2 separate regions of the Mus musculus genome follow, and region 2 is linked to region 1. The links are chromatin loops, found by intact Hi-C in ENCODE. Cell type or tissue: gastrocnemius. All regions are shown on one strand. Links, peaks and the distances in the headings refer to the core of each region. The heading gives the core; the rest is flanking DNA.

Region 1 (2,908 bases), core at 170-2,669:
CAAAGACGGCCTCAGCAAGCCTCTACGACACAGACTGCACCAGGAAACTCATTTCCGAGATGAAGACTGTTTCAGCCTCAGACGATTTGTTGGGAGAAATCGAATCTGAGCTCTTATCTGCTGAGTTTGCAGAGGGCCACCAAGTCCCAAATGGACTGAATAAAGGAGAACAGGCCTTAGCCCTGTTTGAGAAGTGTGTGCACAGCAGGTACTTGCAGCAGGAGCTCACTGTTAAACAGTAAGTCTGCTGCTACGGCCCCCCACCTCGAGGAGAGGACTCTGTCCGCCTTTGTTTCAGAATGCAGCCTTGCAGAGTTGGTCTACTTCCCCAAGTAACTGGGCAGCTTCCATTTGTGCTTGCTTACAGTAGTAAAGCAGCAGTGAAGAGTGTGTGTTCACTAGGGAGCGGTGTGTCAAAATCAATTCAAAGGGAAATGAAAAGTCACGAATTAAGTTCAGAAGCTTACAATTTAGAGAACGGGAGAATGTTTTGATAAGTTTGATTTCCTTCAGCCTGTTTCTAATAGGATTTATTCTGTATTTTTATTGTACATTTTATAGTAAAGTGATATATAAGTTTGGGCATACTGTTACAATCTGTTACAAAGAAAAATAATACATACTCTCTTTCACTAAACTACACACTTTTACACTACGCTGAGGATTACAGGGCACACAGACCACGCCCTGAGTGCTCTTTTATAGGTACTGGCTCTCCTTGCTTTGTTGTTTTCCATATTATTCTGTTAAAGCCACCAGATGGCCCCAAAGGTGCTCACTCATTGTGTTTTTCCCAGTGAACTTCAATCTGCTGGTATTCATTTTCTATTTTTTTTACATTAATTTTATCTTTCTTAAATTTAAATTTTCTAAAGAAAAAGGCTGTGTTATGATGTGAGGGTTTTGCACATGTGCAAGCCAGAGGAAACGTTCTGGAGACGTTCCTCCTGTCTGCCTTTGTGTGGGTTCTGGGGAATCACATGTCTGTGAAACGGCAGTGCCTTCTCACGAGCACCTCTGCTCACTTAGATCCAACTTGGAATCCTGTTAATACACTCTGTGCTTCCATGGCTCAGACATCTGTGCTCCCGGGCCTTCTAGGCTTGGGGTAACTTCTTCACTCCCCTGCAGTCTGGATCTACTCCCATCACCCCCCGCGCCCCCCCCAACACACACAGTGATTATTTCTGATGCCCTTTCCTACTTTCCTTAGATCCTGACAGCTTATACAGCACTTAAACATTTTAAGATACATACATTTAATAATCTCACTTACTATTAACCATGTGACTGGTGCACACGTTAACTCATGGAATGTGCACAGATAGACAACACGTCCTACCCTCACTCGTCCTTAGGTTTATGAGGTACCTGAGGCAGATTAAGAAACTTGTCCGGGTCAGATGGAAATATCTACAGAGCCAAGCTTCTGACTTGTTTTATCAGTTGTTACAGGAAATCATCTGGCTGCAAGTTGCTGGACGGAACTAAACAGTATTAGGCGTAAAAACAAACACGTTCTTTGTCCACCCAGCAGAGGGAGCAGCGGGCAGTAGAGTAGGGAGTGGCCCAGCAGCAGCCTGGAACTTGTGGAGTCTGAGTCCGTGCTCTCTCCTGTGAGAGACTCTGCTTGCCCAGTGTTACTTTTGTGGATAGTGAGGTGTCATATAAGTGTTACTGTAACCTGCATTGATCTTTTGCTTTACATATAATACTTTCAATTTCAAATAAATCAATTGTTGATTCAGGTAAGCAACTAGATGTTTTCTTAACTTTTATCTGCATTTAATTTTTTTATGAAATCACTAAGTTTCAGTTCCTTTATTGAAAATTTCATAAATGCATCCTTTTCCAGATGTTTGATTAAATTCCCATTTACTGAGTTTTTTTTTTGTTTGTTTTTTCCTGGGAAAATTGTATATATTGTCATTTGGAAATGATTCTACAATCAGGCTGGCTACTATGTTTATCCTCTCATATAGCTAGTTACCTGTGTGTTTCTTAAACCTTTAAGATACACTCTTGAAAATTTCCTGTTTAAAATACCGTTTCCTTCCTCCTCCTTCTGGGTCTGCGTCTTGCTGTATGCCCTGCTCTCCCATTTCTTCCCCTCCCTTTCCTTCATTCTTTCTCTCACCTCCTCTTCCTCTTTTTCATCCTCTTCTCCCTGTTTGGTGCTAGAGGACCTTAATGCTGGGTGTGTATTCTACTACACCCAGCCCTACCACCACTGTGTTGTACATTAAATCCCCAGGACTTGTCTGAACCTGGAACTTTGTACCCTGTGGATCTAAGCTCCTCTATCTACTTTCTGGATCCTGGAAAATACCACTCCACCCTTTTTATTCTGTTACCTCATGCATCAGTAGTATTGCTCAGTGACCCAGCTTGAACTCTAAAAGAACAGTAGTCTGTGTGGAATGTGTGCATGACTTCTAAGAATACCAAATAACAAAGAATACCAAAGAAACAAGTTAAGGATGTGGGTGTGCTCAGTGGGAGCCTAACAGGGCTAATTGACCAGAGACTTTTTGGTTTTTTTGTTTTTGTTTTTTTTTTTTTTTTTAATCTGGTGTATAAATCAACAGAGTGTGAGTACCTAGGCTGTGACAGAGCTGCCTGCTCTTGCCCTCCCTCTCGTCTGCTTGCTTCTCTTGTAGTGACAGACATAGAGACCGTTTACCTCAAGCACACTCAGTCACTCGATGGTGAGGACATGGTCTGAGAAGGTATCATCAGGGGTGGGGGCTCTCATCCAGATGTGGTATTTTAGAATAAAAAGACTACTCGAGAGGATTGATCAGTGGTGTCCATGTCTAATCTGTAGATAGATAATATTTCGTATCTTATTTCCCTTTTATATTTAGGTTAATTAAAGAAAATAAGAATCATCAGGAACTTATCTTAA
Region 2 (2,908 bases), core at 164-2,663, 550 kb before region 1:
GAGGCCAGTCTGAGCAGAGCTCAATGAGTTCAAGGCCACCTTGGGGCACTGGGCAATTCTCTATCTCAAAAATAAATAAATAAATAAATAAATAAATAAAATAAAATCCAGTGGGAGTGTTTTTATCTAGAACACGGCAGGCCCCAGGGTTTCATCCATATAATTTATTCATAGTTATCTTTTAGTTATCATTATATCAAGCAATGTTGAACTTTAAAAGTTTGATGACTCTTTATAGTCTGAAGTATAATACAAAATATCAATATAAGTGTTGTTAAAAGTTTTAAAAATTATTTTACCAATGCTGTTGCACACTGACTCCATATTAAGCAAGAAAAGTAGAATTGGCATCTTAGAGTGCAGTTCTCTACCCCATGTGTCAACACTGCTCCTCAGGCAACCCCATTTCTTTCTTGTTTGATGTGCCACCAAGCGAAACCCAAATTCCACGAAGTATGTAAAAAGCAATTGTGTTAAAATTTTGTCTCCATATCTGAAACTCACAACTCTAATTTTCTTAGCTGACCCTAAAAACCACCGTGGTATTTTGTCATCTTTTTACTTTTCTTTAGAAAGTCATGTGAATTTGAAAGTGCTACTATTAGGCCATTCTCAATATGCAAAGAAAATGCCATTAAAAAAAAAAAAACACAGTAACTTTCTTCACATAGGATGATACTCAGTCCAAAATTAGCTAGTAAAATAAAGCAAAGGGTCGCGTTTAGCACCGACAAGAAAAGCATTCTCTTCCTAGGTTTTTGGGTGCTGTACGTTTGGCGGTTTGAGTTCTGTCCCCCCGGTGCTGTTTAGGACCAGGCTCACAGTACAGCGGTTGCAGGCTGCGCCAAGAGCCTCCAGGAAGCGCATTACAGACAAGAAAAGGGAAACAGATGGTGTGAGCTGGGCGATCGCGGACCCGCAAACTCCCGCAGATCGATCACCGAGGTCCGGCCGAGGTGGGCCGCTGGGCCCGAGCTGGCAGAGCCGGTACCGGTGTGGACCGGGCCCCAGGGTCCCCGCCGCTCCTCTCTCACCCGTACCAAAGCAAAAGCAAGCCCTGCCCACCAGCACCGCCGTTCTTTTGTCTTGCGCGGCGCTGGCCACGTAGCCCCGGAGGTTAACGGCCAGGAGGCCTCGGGAGCCGCCCGGTCCCCGGCTGGAGAGCAGAGGCCCCGGGGGTGCCCAGGCCTCGCCGCAGCCTCCCTCCCCGCGCCTCGCAGCCCCCCGCACCCCAATCGGACTCACCGCCTCCACGGCATGCTGCAGGATGGACGTAAGCTTGGAGAACATCCTGTCCCGGGACTGCAGCAGCTTCTCCCGGGACGACCTGGAGAGCTCCTCGATGCGCCGCCGCCGCCCCTGCTGCGGCTGCCCGGGCCGCTCCAGAGTGAAGGCCGGTGCGGGCGGGCCCGGGCGGGGAGCGGAGGGCGGAGGCCGGGCGGGAGGCGCGGCGGCTCTGATCGGAGGACGCGGGGCCGCGGCGGGCGGCTCCGAGGTCGTTCGGCTGCAATCGGGGCACCGCGGAGCTCAGCGGCGGCGACGCGGACACGGTGGCAGGAGCTCGGGCTCTTCCGGCTGCCGTGCCCGCCGCGGCCTGCAGGGGACGCTGATGCGGCCCGGGGAAGCCCAGGTCTCCGCTGCCGGCGTCGCTGGACGCGGGGCGGGGCGCGCAGAGGCCAGGGCGGGGAGGGCGGGGCCAGCAGGGAGGGCGGGGCCGACTTGAGGGCGGGGCCGATGGGGAGAGCAGGGCGGGCGGGGTCGGCGGGGCGCTGAAAGGCTGAGGCCAGGAGGGAGGGCGGGCCTGGCGTGGCGCACCCGGCGGTGCTGGCACTCGTCTCTCGGTGACCAGAGAGCAGTGTGAGGATTTGGCAGCGACGTGTTGACGCTGCGCTTGCGTACCATACGTAGGGCAAGACTGGAAGGCCGCTGGGAAAATACCAGCATCCCGAACGCAAAAAACGGACAGCGGGTCCACGTGCTAGGGATTCGACCGCATCCAATGCAGGTGGGAAGATCCCGCTAGACTAAAATAGCTTATCCTTATCAAAACCCGGAAATGCCAAATGGACACGTGGGATGAGGGTTCGGTTAAATAACGCAGGATGGTGGCCTACAAGGTTTCAGTGTGTTTCTGGAAAAGGAAATAATATTCAGGATGCCTAACACCGATGAGTGAAGCCTCAAGTTAATGAGCCCTGGGCTGGAGGCTTCCTAAAACACTATGCAAATGTGTATTAAACAAGGCGTAGAGGAAACACTGACCATTTTAAGATGGTTGATGCAACTTCTGAAAATCTGAAGAACTTTGTTTCAAGCTGGTATTAGCATTTCACGAAAAGGATCGGGGAGTTCTGCATTAGGGTGAAGTAGATTTCTCATTAACATGGATGAAAAATACCTATTGATAGTATAATTCGTTGAGCAGAGGGCAGAAGAGGGCGCCGCAACTCTGAGCAGGGTTGAGAAGCCTGTTTGGATCCAGCTCTGCCATTCTGGGCCGTGAGGTTACCAATGTAGCAGTGAAGAAAGCCGGGGATCACAGGCTCTCCTCCTTGTTATAACATTAGTAACAACACAAGAGGAGAGGAAACCAAGAGAGAAGGTAAGGGGAGACTCGAGTCTTTCTCATGCTTTGGTTGTTTGCTTCTGCTATGCTCAAAAGCAGGTAAGCATAGCCTTGCTTTCTGTAAACTAAAACGCTGGCAACATCCTCTGTTATTTGTTGGACATTGAGCTGTGTTCCTTGCCACGTTCAAGGTCCTTGTTCCTGCTCCATCCTAGAGCACACAATGTTTGTTGTTATTATTCATACTACTTATGAGGTTTGGTCAGTTTATCAACCATAATAATTTTCCTGGCTAATTACATGGCAGTTTGTATTTTCACAATGTCCTGCAGCCACAACTTG

The links. A loop is a pair of places that touch in the nucleus more often than their neighbours do. Peaks named below come from ENCODE experiments on the same cell type or tissue, not always from the same donor. Only the 100,000 strongest peaks of a DNase experiment are listed, where the experiment ranks them.
Region 2: it touches region 1 in a loop (3-fold over the local background); 3 of 42 quality-filtered maps call a loop at or near these places.

Annotation. Positions count from the first base shown.
Region 1 is chr19:56,810,325-56,813,232 of GRCm38, reverse strand. Ccdc186 (coiled-coil domain containing 186) reads left to right here. Exons shown (of 16, transcript NM_170757.2): 2 at 1-238; 3 at 2,868-2,908. Among named protein-coding and RNA genes, the nearest start is that of Ccdc186, 10 kb to the left of the region's middle. In gastrocnemius, for the core only: a CTCF peak has its summit at 1,545 (motif pointing right); a DNase peak (open chromatin) is centred at 1,550; H3K27ac peaks cover 201 bases.
Region 2 is chr19:57,359,708-57,362,615 of GRCm38, reverse strand. Fam160b1 (family with sequence similarity 160, member B1) reads right to left here and starts at 1,607. Exons shown (of 17, transcript NM_145505.4): 1 at 1,246-1,607. The coding sequence starts at 1,290. It overlaps B230217O12Rik (RIKEN cDNA B230217O12 gene), which reads left to right and starts at 1,717. Exons shown (of 3, transcript NR_040316.1): 1 at 1,717-2,602. In gastrocnemius, for the core only: a CTCF peak has its summit at 1,591 (motif pointing right); DNase peaks (open chromatin) are centred at 1,197, 1,710 and 2,466; H3K4me3 peaks cover 2,500 bases; H3K27ac peaks cover 2,421 bases.